Linked DNA regions of Homo sapiens: region 1 is linked to region 2. Evidence: chromatin loops called from intact Hi-C (ENCODE). Cell type or tissue: endothelial cell of umbilical vein. All regions are shown on one strand. Links, peaks and the distances in the headings refer to the core of each region. The heading gives the core; the rest is flanking DNA.

Region 1 (8,343 bases), core at 37-8,036, 68 kb before region 2:
TAGACACACTTTGCTTTTCTTCCTCTCTTCCTTTGTTCATGCAGTTTTCTTCACATATGAAATCTCTGTCCATTTTCAGGGAAACTGTGAAGAAAGACACTTCCCTCAAAAAACTGTCTTTTCCATAAGAATCGCTTAGCTGGAGCTAAATGCCTTTTTAACCTATATGCCCACAGAACTTCCTGCATCTTATACCAGCCCTTATTACTCACACTATAACATGAAATATAAGGATCACAGGTAGGAGGCAGCATAAAGGATACTTTCTTGTAAATGTCACATCTGAACCCTACCTTTAAAGAACATTATCCCCTATTATTCTCTTTCATAGAATTTCGTTGTTTCTCTCATTTAACTTTGTTCATAATTTATATTTGTTCGTATACCCATTATTTAATATTTGCCTTACCTATAGCACTACAAACTCACTTTAGGAATGGACCGTGCCTGTATGTATATGTCTATCACCAGGGCTTAGCAAAAGTGCCTGGCTCATAGCATATGTTAAATAAATACTAGTTAAGTAAATAAGCAAAGAATGAAATGCCTGCAACTCTACCTAGATTGACAACTTGTGGATATCTTTGCACTTCACTGCTCCATCTATCCCGGTCCTTTTGCTAGCAGATGCCCAACCAACAGTAACTGAATTGGATTTTAACATTAAGTATTCATTTCTTTCTGTTGAGTGAGGAAACTATTGTGATCAACTTGTGGCCCTTTCGGTTTGTTCGTGAAAGAAAAGTCATCAAAAAGTAGGCAATAAGCTAGTCTTTGCTTGCATTCTGAGAGATTTATGCACCAGAGATTCCCAACATGCTTCCCAATAAAAGCCTTTTCATGGTAACGCAGATCTACAAAGTGGATGTTAGTTGCAAAAAGATAATTAACAAATCTCTGACCTAAGTCTGTTTATACTGCTACTGTTAAGGGTAAACATGTTAGTTTAAGAAAGACATTTTGCCTTAATTCTAAGTGTTCACACATGAAAATGTTGTCAGGTATGGATTCTGGCTATGAAATTAACACCTGCAGAAATTTATATTTGTGTTCATATTGTGGATGACCCATAACTTTAATGAGGGCAGAACATAATTCATGTGTGAAAAAATTGACCAGACAAATTGTTCAACCGTTCATCTATTTGTTACTATTTTGTACTTTAATCTTTCATTCATTCATCTGCTGACTTGACAAGTACCAGAGTGGTAATTGTGGGCTTAGTAGAGTGAAAGCTATAAGCTCACACAAAAGGTATCAGTACCAGCCCTCAGTGAGAGCTTAGTGTGCATAAAATGATCACAGAAGGCTTTATGGAGAAGTCAATACATTAAAAAAAAAAAAAAGCTTCTTCCCTTTAACAAACCAACAGAAAAATGGGATCTTTGTTCAGTAATTTTATTTTATTTTATTTTATTTTGGAGAAGGAGTCTCACTCTGTTGCCCAGGCTGGAGTACAGTGGTGCTATCTCAGCTCACTGCAACCTCTGCTTCCCGGGTTCAAGTGATTCTCCTGCCTCAGCCTCCTGAGTAGCTGGGATTACAGGCTCTCACCGCCATGCCTGGCTAATTTTTGTATTTTTAGTAGAGATGGGGTTTTGCCATTTTGCCCAGGCTGGTCTCGAACTCCTGACCTCAAGTAATCCACCTGCCTCGGCCTCCCAAAGTGCTAAGATTACAGGCATGTGCCACCATGCCCAGCCTTTTGTTCAGTAATTTTATATTGCTCTTTTCTGTTGGGCCCATTTGGTCATTAACCATACTGTGAGTGTGTGTTTGTATGTATACATTACGCATATGTGTTTGCATGTATATAGTAAACTAGCTATGCCTAAATTCTGGCTGTGAAGGAAAAATGGAGGAAATTAAAATTTCTAATTTTCAAAATCCATTGTTTATGAAATGTCTTTAAACTATAGAACTCATCATTAATAATAATCTACTGTGTGGTGAGCCAGTACAATATATAGTCAGGTGGAAACACTGGTGGGAAACCAGGGTAGGAGGCACAGCATGGGTCACTCAACTGTCTGTCTCTAGAGAGTGTCTAGGGCTTTGAGTTATGTGATATAAAAGTCACTGGCTTAAATTTATCTCTGTTGTCTTTCTTTCAATGTTTTCCTTTGATTTTCAAAGTTTTGTTTACTAGGTTCATGTGTTTAGTCTATCAAGAAGCAATCAGAATACAACTAGCAACAGACATTACTCTCCATGCATAAGATCCCTTCAGATATAGAAGAATCTACCAGTACCCAGGTGAAGAAGAAACAGTTGTCACTTGCTAAAGGGTCTCCTGGAACCTTTTCTCCAGATCACAGTGAGCAGAGCCCTAAAGGGATCTCAGTTATGTCTGAATCGTTTCAGGTCCATCACACAGTGTATAAAATGATGAACATTTGGCAAGGCGCAGTGGCTCACGCCTGTAATCCTAGCACTTTGGGGGCTGAGGCAGGTGGATCACCTGAGGTTGGGAGTTCGAAACCAGCCTGACCAACATGGAGAAACCCCGTCTCTACTAACAATACAAAATTAGCTGGGTGTGGTGGTGCATGCCTGTAATCCCAGCTGCTCTGGAGGCTGAGGCAGGAGAATTACTTGAACCTGGGAGGCGGAGGTTGTGATGAGCCGAGATTGTGTCATTGCACTCCAGCCTGGGCAACGAAAGCAAAACTCTGCCTCAAAAAAAAAAAAAAAAAGAAAAAAAAAAAGGTCAACGTTTACATTACACCACCAGCAAAAGAATAAAACCCCATAATTATAATGGAAGATCTCTACCTTTTCTTTAATTGTATTTCCTCTGCCCTCATTGCCCCCAGCCCCCTTGAGGTAACCACTCTTCTGGATTTGCAGGTCTGCCCTTATTTTCTGAATACCGTAGAGGGCAATTTGGTTTGTATGAACTCCAGATTCAGTTACTCAGCAAGGAGAATTTCCAATTCTTTGGGATTTTCTGCCTTAGATGATCACTAAATTCTTTTTTTTATTAGTTGATTTGACCCCCTGAAGATAATTTAAATTTGACTGGGGTATTTAAGCATGTGGATTCAACTTGAGTAAGTTGTTCCACAGAGACCATGGCCAAACTCTCCATTAATTCGGTTCACTTATGGTGAGCAGCAGTAAGACTGGGAGGAACCAGGAGGATGTAAAAATAGAAAACTAAGGGAATCCTAAGGGAAAGGCTAATGAGAAATTTTGGGAACATAATTGTCATCCAACTATTTTAGGGACTGTCATTCTTCATACTCCTGACACCTAACGAGTCATCGAGTATTCTCAGTTCCGCTTCTTAAATATCTCTCAGCTCTGTCCCTTCCTCTTCATCTGCATACACAGTGCCTTAGTGTATTCAGGCCCCTGTCACTGTGGCCCGTTCTATTGTAATAAGTCCTTCTCATTTCCTGACTCTACTCGCTGCCCTCTTAATTCATTCCTTTCACTGAACTCAGAAATATCTTTCCAAAACACACATCAGAGTAAGTTACTCCATTTTGCTTGACACCTTTCAGTGGCTCCCCATGGAGGTCAGGATACAATCCTGTCTTCATAGTCAAGCTGCCTCTGCAGCTTCCTGGATCGGTTTTCTCTGCTGCTCACCCTTGCTCCAATCATGCTGAGCTCCATGCAGTGTCTTCCTCTCATGTAGATGTGCCTGTGGCTGCTGTTACCTCCTGCTTGTCCTTCAAGGCTTAGTTAGGTATACTGTCACTTTTTCTGGGAGGCTTTCCTTGATTGGCTCTTTTCGAGTTCTCATGACACCTCCAGACTCTTCTATCTTTGCACTTGATAAACTGTCCTGTAAGGTTTTACTAGTTCATCTCTCACCCTTTACTGTAGGTTCCTTAGAAGGTAGGGACTGTGGTGTTTATTTCTGAACTATGGCACTCCCCTACAATGCCTGATCTAATCCATGCTTGTGAAACAGATGAATGTATGCATGCATGAGTGAAACTAATGGAGCACAATTGAGGGCTATTCCCCCACTTGCACGTAAGCTCCAAGAAGGATGAGGTTTTTGACTGTTTCATTCTTTGCTTAGCCTCTGTACCAAGAACAGTGTATGTCACATAACTGGTACTCAATAAGCAGTTCATGAGAGAGTGATCTATGACTTTTTCTGTGTGGCTGCAAAACTGTGACTTTTTCTTGGTAATTCCAGGGAGACTGTCTGAGGTACCCATTCCTGCCCTCTGACTCACTACCAGGAGGCTCAGCCCTGTGCATGCCTCAAGCTCACCGATCAGGTCTAACAGCATGATTGACACTTTCTCTCTCCACCGGACAAGTAGTTTTCAAAATATTGGTGTGTGAACCACCTGGGAAACAATTGCACCAGAGTCACCCAAGGTGCATGTTAATATGACAGGTTCCTGGGTCCCACAGCACACTAGCTAAATCAGAATTTCTGGAGTGGCTCCAGGAATCTGCATTTTCGCCAACTTTCTACTTGTTTCCTATGGACACTAGGAAGATTCAACAGTGGCATGGGCTGCTCTAGAAGGGTAGTGAATACCCATCACTATAGAAGGTCTAGAAGAGGTTGGGCAGCCTAGGACTGATAACACTGGGCGTGTGTTTCACTCTCCCACTGCACCTCCTAAATAGGAAAAGAGTAGCATCGTCCCTGGCCCAACAGGCACTCAGTAAAACTTGCTGAAAAGAATGGATAGATTCCGAGATTTGTTCATACAAAATTATGTAAACACATGTAAATGTTTATTCATTATCTACATGCTCAGTGATTTACATGAACCAATAATTAGTCCGTTTTGTTTTTGGACTTGAAATTCTCTTTATGTTCTCAAATAACACAGCTGATTTTAAGCCATTAAATTTCTTCTCTAACACTTTCATTAAAGTCACAATTTTCTGAGTATTACAAAATTCCCATAAAGAGGAATCCCTTAAAGTTAGTGTGTGTGAAGTTGACCTGGAAAAGGGAAAATGGGTCTTGAAATTGAGGAACCACAGTTATAACTACCTTAACTAATTTACAAAACACTGTCCATGAAAGAGGATGTAAAAAAATGTAAACGTGGTGTGCACAACACAAACGGTTTCTTTCATTTGACAAAAGATACCTCTTGTTCCTCTCTATAGTCGGCATGTTTTATCTTTAGCATTTACAAAGCATTGGCATTTTCAAGAATATTATTCAGATCACCTTGATGCTTTCCCTCCTGGGATCTTCCTTCCCAATCAATAGAAGTGCCAGCAGCAGGAAGAATCAAGAAATCCTTGTTGAGCTGAGAATGCCTGTTCAGAACAAACTGGGAGGATTTCCTGACTTGTTTATCTTTGGGATTTTCAGCCGGTGACCATGAATTCCTCCAAAGATGTACTTTTTGATCTTTTGATATAGTACACAGGCAATCATTTTTACCCCTCTGGGTTTCACGAATTTCAATATCTGCGTTTTCTGTTGTTTTAGATGTTTAAAGGAGATGATAAAAATGCTGCAACCCAGATAATGATCACCTTACTCTTCAAAAATACTGCCCAAGGTACTGCTGATTATCATTACCTCTCTGTATCTGGTCTCTTTCACTACATGGTAGGAAATTATGTATGGTGGGTTGAATGGCTGCCCCTGTCCCGACCCCCTGCACTCCCTCCATCCCCCATCTTCCTACCCCCAACAAAATACGTGTCCATTTGGACCCTGAGAATGTGTTCACCTTGAATCTGTGAATGTGAGGCAGGAGAATAGGGTCTGGAGGCTGGGAATATAAGGCCAATTCATGCTGACTTCCTAGAACTAAATCAAATGGAAACACTTCAGCTATGACAAGAAAAATCCTCTCTATTTACATAGGGATTACACTGAGTAAATGACTTTGTAACTTTACTTCATCCTCTTCATTTACATAGGGCATACACCAAGTAACCAGTGGAAACCTCTAGATGGTATTTAAACCCCAGAAAATTCTGTAAACGGGGGTTTGAGCCCCTATGCTTGGGCCTGCTCCCACCCTGTGGACTGTATTTTCATTTTCAATAGATCTCTGCTTTTTTTGCATCATTCTTTCCTTGCTTTGTGTGTTTTGTCCAGTTCTTTGTTCAAGATGCCAAGAACCTGGATACCCTCCACTGGTAACAAATATGACTTTGTTTTTAGCAAGCAACTTTGCAGTGTAATTAAGTTAAGGATCTTGAGATGAGATCATCTTGGAATATCTGGGTGGGCCCTAAATCCAATGACAAGTGTCCTCATAGGAAGGGAAGATACACACAGAGGAGAAGGTGGTGTGAAGATGGAAGCCAAGACTGTTGATACCAGTTGGAGAGCACCAAGAACTACCCGCAGCCACTGAAAGCTAGGAGAGAGGCATAGGACTGTCTCCTTCAGACCCTCCAGAAAGACCAAACCTGCCCGTGCCTTGATTTCAGACTTTTGGCCTCCCACATTGTGAGAGAATAAAATTTTGTTTTTGAAGCCATCTAGTTTGTGGTAATTTGTTATGGCATTCCTGGGAAATGAATACACTGTACTTTGGATCCAGTATCTCCCAGTTATTACCATATCAGTCTCATCAGGCTAGAATTATCCTGAGGTTTACGCCTCCTGCTATAGTAAGAGGAGTTTTACTCCAGAGTCTATGCTGGGCATCAGGGCCTTTAGGGACAACCATGGTCATCTTCTGGTGGAGAAAACGGAAAACTAGCTAATATTTGTTGGTCATTTGTTATTCGTCAGGTGTGCTAAGAGATTTACATGCATTACCTTAATCTTCACAGTAGATCTACGTATGAAATCAGGTCTGTTATTTTCTTCCATTTTCTAAATGAGGAAACAGAGCCTCAGGGGATTTCTCATGTATGAATTTAGGGAATCATACTGTCGAGGGTAGGGCTGAACTCCTAACCTGGATCAGCCTCATACCAAAGTCTTTTCTCTGTATCACAGGAATTATGGGGAAAACAAAGAGAGCCCCTTGAGGGCCAGGGCCATACTAAGCAGATCTTTCACATTCATGAATGCATTCTTAGAGATCTGTGTGACTTCTTAGGTTCTAGAAATCTCTCTACTTGAGAAGGGGACAGTGGGCTAACTCATGAAAGAACTCTCAGGATGAGTGACTTAAATCTGATTCTTATTTAATCCCCCAAACAGGATTATGTGATCATCATTATTAACACTATGCCAAGGTATACAAGTCATGAGATACGGAGGTTGCTCATGAATAGAAGAAACCACCAACATCACATTTCAGAATCTATTTATTTTGTGAATCACTTTACATTTTAAAATGTATCTTTATCCTAGAAAAAAATGTTGATAAATATCTCTCTAATCTCTGTGTAGAAAGGAATTTTTTAAATCCTTAAAATTAATGGAAGGAATCACAAAGTAAAATTTAGATAGGTTCGACTTCATAAAAATTAACTGCATGTCAGAAAGTATGTTAAGCAAAATTAAAGGGCAGACAAACATCTGGGGAAACACTTAGAGCAAATATAAACAAAGATTTAGTAATACTATAGGATGACTTTATACATATTGATAGGACAAACAACACTATTCTCCAATAGATAAATGAAGCAAGACGTTAACTATCTCAATGATTTTTACAAAGTGTATTCAGCAGCAGAAAGAAGCATCATAAAATGCCAAATCCACAAGGTAAGCTATAAAATCATGTTCAATATACTAATGAAAGGTAACATTTATTCAGGGCTCATCACATGCCAAGCACTGTATTGAGTGCTTCCCATGCCTTATCTCCTTGAGTCCCCAAGATAACCTAATGGGGTATGCACTGTTAGCATTTTCATTTTATATATGAGGAACCTGAGGCTCAGAGTGGTGGAGTGACTTACTTGATGTCATGCAACAAATCCCTAGCACAGCTGGGACTCAAACTCAGGTCTTTCTCTGAAGTCGTAATTCCTTGTTTCCAATGGCTTACTATGTTAAGTGACCTGGGCCCCTGCCTTTTGCTCTTTATACCTCTCATAGTACCTTGCAAATAATTCAGCCTTCTGAATTATGGGAGGCAGAGTAATTTATTGCTTAAGATAACAGTTTTAGGATCAGAATGCTCTAGGTGGCCCCGGACAATGTAACTGCTCCCATCTTCAGTTTCTTTACCACAGTAAATTGTGGCAAGGATTAAGTGAATTTGCATGCTTGGAGGGCCTGGGACATTTCCTAGGACATAGAAGATGATCAGAAAATGGCAGGGAATACTAAATAGAATGGCATCATATCCCTTTGTGTGTAATAAGGCAGAATTATTTGTTATTTTAACAGTTGGCACCAACAATATTTTGTGTGTGTGTGTGTGTGTGTGTGTGTGTGTGTGTGTAAGGGGAGGAAATTGTCTTTGTTTGAGGGAAAAA
Region 2 (8,343 bases), core at 43-8,042:
AGTGATTTCTTTGCTTCAAAATCCAAATATACCATCTTGAGTAAAAATGTTTGTTAGATATTCTTTAACCACCTTGCTAACTTTTTTTTTTTTTTTTTTTTTGAGACAGTGTCTTGCTCTGTTGCCCAGGTTGGAGTGCAATGGCATGGTCTCGGCTCACTGCAACCTCTGCCTCTGGGGTTTAAGTGATTGTCCTGCCTCAGCCTCCCAAGTAGCTGGGATTACAGGCACCCACCACTACACCCGGCTAATTTTTTTTTGTATTTTCAGTGGAGACGGGTTTCACCATGTTAGTCAGGCTGGTCTCGAACTCCTGACCTCAGGTGATACGCCCGCCTTGGCCTCCCAAAGTGCTGGGATTACAGGTGTGAGCCACCATGCCCGGCCCCAGCTTGCTAACTTTCTAGGCCCCTGAATATTAATCTCTTAAAACACTATAGTTACCAAAATAATAATGATGATAATGATGAAAATGATTACAATCTTAATAGCTGATCTTTATTAAGAGTATGACATGTGTTAGGCAATATTCTCAGTGACTTATACGGATAATTTAATCCTTACAACAACCCATGAGGCAGGTACTAGCATTTGTCCAACTTACAGGTGAGTAGATTAAGCAATTTGCCTGAGGTCACATTGCCTGTGAGTTGTGGAGAAGGAATTCAAAATGTGCATTCTCATTCCAGAGTGTGTGCTCTTAAACTAAACTCTCTTTATTAATTTCTCACTCTTCTTCCCCTTACAAACACATGCACATCCCTTCAATGATCAATACTTGAAGTCATTGTTGACTAGGTGTGTTGAACTACTTCTCCTTTCCCCCATATGGCCCATGGTGAAGAGAAGATAAAGAAATGGCCATGAGGGCTGGGCACGGTGGCTCATGCCTATAATCCCAGCACTTTGGGAGGCCAAGGCGGGCAGATCACGAGGTCAGGAGATCGAGACCATCCTGACTAACATGGTGAAACCCCGTCTCTACTAAAAATACAATAAATTAGCTGGGCGTGGTGGCAGGTGCCTGTAGTTCCAGCTACTCAGGAAGCTGAGGCAGGAGAACGGTGTGAACTTGGGAGGTGGAGCTTGCAGTGAGCAGAGATCGCGCCACTACGCTCCAGTCAGGGAGATAGAGCTAGACTCTATCTAAAAAAAAAAAAAAAGAAAAAGAAAAGGCCATGAGGATTTTGGTAGAATGTGTCTATTTGCAGCCTGTGTTTTTAGGCTTAGCAATAGTAGCCTCTTCTATTTGGATCCCACTTTTTTAATTTTCAGAGAGGCTTTTTCTCCCTGTTGATTCATTTGATCTTTGAAACAGCCTCATGAACCATAGGAAAAATGACACTATTATTTTAAAGATGACAAAACTGACAACCAGAAAGCTTAAGGGGCTTTTTAAAGGCCATACAGATTACTGGAAGAAGATTTGGGACCATTTATAATATTGAAAGTAATAATAAAGCATTTATTAAATGTTTACCGTGTGCGAAATACCATGCTAATCACATCAGTGGCATTAACTCATATAACGCTCCACAGTCATAGACGTGAAATCACATGGCTGAAGTCCATTCCTAGCACATGACAGAGCCAGGTCCCAAACCCGGGGTGGGGCTCTCAGCTCTTTAGTCTCTAATTTCTGTTTTACTAGAGAGAAATGGATTTTCTTTAAAGACATAAAAGGGGACTTTATCCACATTAAAACACCTTTCTGTTTGTGGCAAATATTAATTATGACAACAATGGTTAATAATATCTCGGTGTTCACTATGGCAGCCACTCTACTGTCTATGTGCTTATTCAATCAATGAATATTTACTTACCACCCAGGTTCTGTCCTGGATGCAAGAAAACATGTATGAGTAAGACATTGTCTTTCGTGGAGCTTATATTATTTTGGGAGAAACATAAAGTAACCCAATAGTCACACATATTTATAAGCATAACAGCTCTATTTGTTTATATAAAGGAACATCTGGAATGTTCTGAGAGTTTATCAGTAGTGTCCTTTGATAAAGTCTGGGGATAGGGAAGTTTTCATGAAAAGGCCACATTCATATTGGGAATGGTGTAGAAGTGTTAACTACAAAGAGAGGAATGTTTCTAGGGAAAGCAGATTAATATGGGTAAGATTTGAGATTTTGGGGGTTTTGAGGAACTCACAGAAGATTAACTGGCTAGAGTATGTTTAGGGAGAAGAAGAATGACTCAAGACAGGCTTGGAAAGGCAAAACTACGCAGGTCTCATTAAGGATTTTGCTCTTTATCTAGGAGGAAGAGTAATCCATTGAAATGATGATTACGTGTGTCTGGAAAGATCTTTTAGCCTTAAGTGTAAAGAATAAATTGTGGAGGGCAAGGATGCCATGAGACCAGTTAGGAAGCTACTATGGTAATGTGGGCTAGACAGAGAGTAGCTTAGATGGGGGAAGAGTGGAGGAGATGGGGAGAGTGGATGGATTTAGGAATTACCTAAGAGGTAAATTTATCAGGATTTATTTGGGATTAGATGTTGGGTAAGCAAGAGGAAGGTGTGAGAATTCTTCCCAGATTTCTGGACTATGCAATATGCATTGTTTCATCTAATCCTCCTAATGCACTATGATTATTTTATTTCCAATTTGAAGACACAAACAGATTCAGAATGTCACTGTCCATCCCATGGTTATATACAGCACATCCACGGCAGAGCCAGGATTTGACCAGTGTGCTTAATCAGAAATTGGTGCTTCTGACAGCTGCTACACTGGGAAATGGGAAATAGGAAGAACTACCTGACCCACTATAGAAATAGGAGTCTTGGCCAGGAGTGGTGACTCACGCTTGTAGTGTCAGCACTTTGGGGGGCTCAAGGAGGGGGACTGCTGGAGCCCCGGAGTTCAAGATCAGCCTGGGCAACATGGCGAAACTCCATGTCTACAAAACATACAAAAAATTAGCTGGGGGTGGTGGTGCGTACCTGTAGTCCCAGCTACTCAGAGAGGCTGAGGTGGGAGGATCTCCTGAGCCCGGGAAGTAGAGGTTGCAGTGAGCTGTGATTGTGCCACTGCATTCCCGCCCCACCCTGGTGACGGAGTGAGACCCTGTCTCAAAATAAATAAATAAATAAATAAATAAATAAAGTCTTAAAAACAATAATTGAGCCATTGAGTATGGACTTTAATGAAAAAAATGGGCACCATTCTACTTTGAATATATGTACATCCTCAAAGACCAGTCTTATGACATCTGCTACTGCCATTCTTACGAGATCAGTGAGAAACGGACTAATATCTTTAGTGAGTATGATTTTGTTAAATGTTATTTTATAAGTAAAAAATACATGTTCATTGAAGAAAAATTAAAAGATACAGAAAAGCCAAAAGAAAAAAAAAATGAAAATCTCATGTTAACCTATAACTGAAGAGAAGGAGAAAATGCTTGCTTGGTTTTAGTTAAATAATAGCATACACTATGATTCTCTACCATGGGTATTTAGCAGGAAGCTCACTAGAGGCCTCAATTCCAGACCCAAAATTTTGTCAATACTTCGACTTTGGAAGAATTTTAGCCTTTAGGGCTCCAGTCTTCTCCTTTACAAAATGATGTGAAATGTTGCCCGCATTTAATTATCACAGTCTTTTTTTGAGCCTTAGAGCATGACAGTGCTGGACCTATTAGCATTATCACAGCATAGGAGAACTTAGCTTTGGGGGTTCTCAGACTATTTACTGGCTTCTTCAGCCCTATGACTCAGTTTCCTCATTGGTGGAGTGGAAACAATGATATTGACGTCAAAGGGATGTTTTGAGAAAAGCTCCCATGTGTGTAGAGCACTTGCTGGGCTCAGTGCCTACACAGAGCAAGCAGTCAACACACAGGCATCACAAATCTCCATCAACACATGGCAGGCAGCAGTTTGCTGGATAGTCTACCTCTTGTAGTCTTGAGGCTCCTGCTCTGGGGGAAGCAGAGTCCTGGAAGACCCACTAGCCCTTCTTGCCCTCACTTCCCCAACTTCACCTCCTACTGAACTACACTGTTTTGTTTTTGGGGGGTGGGGTGGGGTGGTGTGGGCGGGTAGGGAGGTGATACTTGCCAAAGGCTAGGCACTGGAGATATGACGTGTAGGACCCTAGTCTTTATTCTTAAGCAACAAGCAATGTAGTGGGGTTGGATAGTAAAGAGAAAAACTCCAACACAATTTAATCACTGTCATAGTACTATGAGCAAGCAGCTGTGAGGCCAGAGGGAGGGGGCGGGGAAGTGACTCATTTTGCCTGAAGGGACCTGAGAAGGCTTCAGGGAGAAGCCTTCATTTGTATGTAGCCTGGCAGGAAGGGTACAGTTTGTTGGGTGGAGAAAATGGGCATGAGCATCAGCCTGAGTGCTAGGGAAGAATCTTTTCCTGGAACTCATAGTCCATGAGACCCTACGGATTCCAAATCCATGGATGAAAAATCTGGGGCCAGAGTAGAGGGAAATGGAGTGGGCAGGTAAGGCTCTGCTGGTCTCTATCATCACCAGGCTTCTTTTTCTGCATCCCCTATGAATCCTCCAACATCTCCCAACATCTCTAGTCTGCCAAGTGTCTTTCCTGCGCCAGGGCCCCTTTTCCTATTTTAGATACTGACATGGTCCTCTGCCTCTCTTCTCCCACCCACAAAAGTCTGCCAGGAAGAAAAGATCAGACGTGAATGGTTTAACCTGTAGTGTAGTAATTTATGTGGGTTACATTGCTGTAATCCCTTTCCCATGTAACGTTTAAGTTTCTTTCCTCTTGTAGAATAAAACACTTTGATGCCAGAACCTCATTCTATCTTCTGATCCATGGTGTATGCACAATAGCTTTAGGCCCCAGGCAGCAGATGCATTCTGTTTGGTTAGTACAGTGTTGTATTCACTGTTGTTGTTTGTGGTAAATCACTTTCCAGTTTGTCACAGACCCCACCCCGCCCTACACACCCCTGTGTGTACTTATCACAGCCCCACTGCCTCTTCCACTTAGCTGACCTGCCTGGTCTGAAGACGTGTGCATTTGTGCTCCCCATTTTTAGCTTTGTTATTTCTTGACTTTTCATTGAGAAATTATATCAACCCCTCCTATAGTTATTCCCCCCTAGGTCAATTATTTATCTTTTTTTTTCTTATGCAGTTCTGCCAACAATACTGTATTGACTTGGACCTCAGTATTGGGCAATGTATTACAAGCATGCAAAGATTCCTTACTGTTTATTAGGACGGAGTTCAGGCTATGACACCTGATAACAGGGCGTTTCTCGCATACTTACAAAAACGAGAACTGAAGTTGCCATTTTTCTTTTTTTCTTTTTGAGATGGAGTTTCGCTCTTTCTCCCAGGCTGGGGTGCAGTGGCACTATCTCAGCTCACTGCAACCTCCGCCTTCTAGTTTCAAGCGATTCTCCTGCCTCAGCCTTCCGAGTAGCTGGGATTACAGGCGCCCGCCACCACGCTGGGCTAATTTTTGTGTTTTTAGTAGAGACGGGGTTTCACCATGTTTCTCAGGCTGGTGTGTAACTCCTGACCTCGTGATCCGCCCGCCTCGGCCTCCCCAAGTGCTGGGATTACAGGCGTGAGCCATCGCGCCCGGCCGCCATTTTTCTTAAAGTGAGACACAACGAAACAATATGTGATAATTTTACAGGAGTCCACCGTCAAATGTGGTTTCACTTTCTGCAGCTTCAGTTACCTGAGGTCAACCTCAGTCTGCAAATAGGTGAGTCCAGTCCAATAAGATATTCTGAGTGAGCAAGCGAGCATGTTCACATACCCTTTTTTTATAGTATAGTGTTATAATTGTTCTATTATTAGTTATTGTTAATCCCTTACTAGCCCCAATTTCTAAATTAAACTTTATCATAGGTATGTATGTGTAGAAAAAAATAGTATACATAGGATTCTGTACTATCTGTGATTTCAGGCATCCGCGAGGGGTCTTGGAATGTATCCTCCTTGGATAAGGTGGGATGACTGTAATTGATTCTTAAATGAATAGATGAAATCAATTATTTAGCCGACACTGTTTGTCTTTTCAACATTTGAAGAGGGCTTATCAAACCCAGCCGCTAAGGCATTTCCTCCGCAGGACTGAAAAGCACACATCTGTGAAGGAGAGGGGTTGAAGGATATTTGGGAGTTGGGGGAGGCAGATGGGATCATTCTCGGAACAAAAATGTTCTCATCTCCTAGATGAGTTTAGACTTTGTCTACACCAAGGTCACGTGGGGGAGATGGGATGTGTAATGTGATATTTATTTGGCAACGTATGTGGCCAGCCACATACATTGTGTGCTCAATTCAGCTTACAAGTGCCGGCTCCCGGCTCTGAGGGCCCCATGTGCTTTGACTTGGTGGAAGGCTGCTCTGCCAGGGTTTACGCATCCCTACCTCTGACCCGGTCATTATTCCCAATTATCATCCATTTAAAATAGTCAGCAGGGCAATAGCATGTGCACATCAAGGATCACAAAAGGAACTTGGGTTAGGAGGAATAAGAAATCTGTCCCACATGTGGCACTATTAAAAAGCTCTGGCTGAGACACACTGTTTATAGTCAGCAGTTGTCTGGAAAATAGATGTTTACTTGTAATGCGTGTATTAAGATCTTTGCCATTAGGCAATATATATCCTGGGTTGTGTCTTCTCCTACAGAAAACTCTACATTGGGACAAACCTTTAATTAGCAATTCTGTGGCAACAAAAAGTATTCAACACCAATACTGTTATATGTTGGCATTTCTGCTTATTATAAAAAAGGGAGACAGAGAGCCAAAACCTGGAACTTTTCTTTGGAAGGATGGCCTCTTTTTTTTTTTTTCTTTAATGGAATGCTCCATTTAAAACTGTAAGTGAAATATTTGCTAAATAAAGATTAAATTACTAACAGAAAAAAAAGTTCTCAATATTTGGCAAGAACTTAGACACACTGGGTTTCCCTGACCCGTGCATGCACCTTCTGATGAAAAGGTGCATTTTAATATGCCTAGGTGCATTCTTTGCATCAGACTCTCTCATCTGTCTAATGAATTTCTTTTGTTGGTGATGAGACTAGCTTTTCTGCTTCAGAACAGAAACATGGACAATGCTTCTGGAACAGGGACCAGGCACCACAAGACTTGTGTCCTATTCTTGCTTTTGACACAATATACATTTTTTCTGCCTCTATTATCTTAGCAAACAGACTTGTGCCCCTTGAATACCATCCTACGAAGGGATGATCCTACTTCTGTGAAGTTCTGAATAACATTACATTCTAGTGCTAAAATAATGAATTAACTTCAGACAAATTTGGTCTAAGATTAAGCAAGTGGACTCTATAGTCTGGGTGGCCTATCCTCGGCCTGGGCATATCCTTGGGCAGTGGGCAATGTTTTCTTAGTCTTGGTTCTTGTATATATAAAGCGGGACAATAATGCTTACTTCATAGGTTTGTGGTGAAGATTAAATGAAAAATAAAAAAAAATGTAAAGCCCCTAGCACAGATTCTCACAGATAGTTATCAATCAATGTTATTCATTAGGTGCGGAGGGATTCCCTAGTGTTTTTAAAACTTGAATGATGGCAGCTGGCAGAAGCAGCCACTGATTTTCACCCCCTCTGGCCCTTAGTAGGGGCCTAATACATATTTGGTGAATAGGTGAAGGAATAAAGGGCTACCAGAACAAGCCCCTAAATGTTAACTCCCAGCTCTACCAGTCTAAGCAACCAGCTCATTTTGCCAGATCACACACTCCTCTTCATCTTCTATATCTCTCAGTAGAACCCACCATTGCAATTAGAAGCAGGAAAAATGGTCACATATTCATCTAGAACTCTCTTAAGCCAAATCAACAAATACTTATTGAGGGCAACAGAGGTGAGCAGAGTGAGGTCAGGAATGATAATTCTCAGCATGGTTTCCAGAGCACGGCTCTGCAAAGATATACGACACAGTAAAAATCTAGAACAGTGTTTTGTTTTCGTAATTTATTTTTAATTTTAAATGATCTGATGGCATAAGATGAATCCTTACCCTCTTGTCCTGATCTGCTATTTCATTCCCTGCTAAGCACCCATTTCATCATATATGCTCACCTGGAACATTCAGACCTGCTGCCACAGTTAGAAAGATTCCTTTCTCAGTTGGTGCCAAAGGGATCTCAAAATGGTTTTGAATGCCTGTTAGATTAACACCCTCACTCCTTATGGGTACCCTTCTCTATTCATTCACTAATATGGGTGTTTGGAATTTGAGGAAAATGGACTGCATTAGGGCTACTGCAATCTATTTTTCATTTTCAAAATAGTGCGTCTTGCTTTCTCCCTTACAGTATTTCATTGTTTGCTTGGTTTCACAGAACTGTT

The links. Peaks named below come from ENCODE experiments on the same cell type or tissue, not always from the same donor. Only the 100,000 strongest peaks of a DNase experiment are listed, where the experiment ranks them.
Region 1: a loop joins it to region 2, with 2.8 times the contacts of the local background. A loop is called at or near these places in 8 of 110 quality-filtered maps.

What each region holds. Positions count from the first base shown.
Region 1 is chr1:60,938,341-60,946,683 of GRCh38, reverse strand. It overlaps NFIA-AS2 (NFIA antisense RNA 2), which reads left to right. Exons shown (of 7, transcript NR_110617.2): 6 at 5,432-5,504; 7 at 6,053-6,440. Among named protein-coding and RNA genes, the nearest start is that of NFIA-AS2, 28 kb to the left of the region's middle. In endothelial cell of umbilical vein, for the core only: no CTCF peak of the experiment used is centred there; no DNase peak of the experiment used is centred there; H3K27ac peaks cover 201 bases.
Region 2 is chr1:60,870,803-60,879,145 of GRCh38, reverse strand. No RefSeq gene overlaps it. Among named protein-coding and RNA genes, the nearest start is that of NFIA-AS2, 96 kb to the left of the region's middle. In endothelial cell of umbilical vein, for the core only: no CTCF peak of the experiment used is centred there; DNase peaks (open chromatin) are centred at 3,775 and 4,225; H3K27ac peaks cover 497 bases.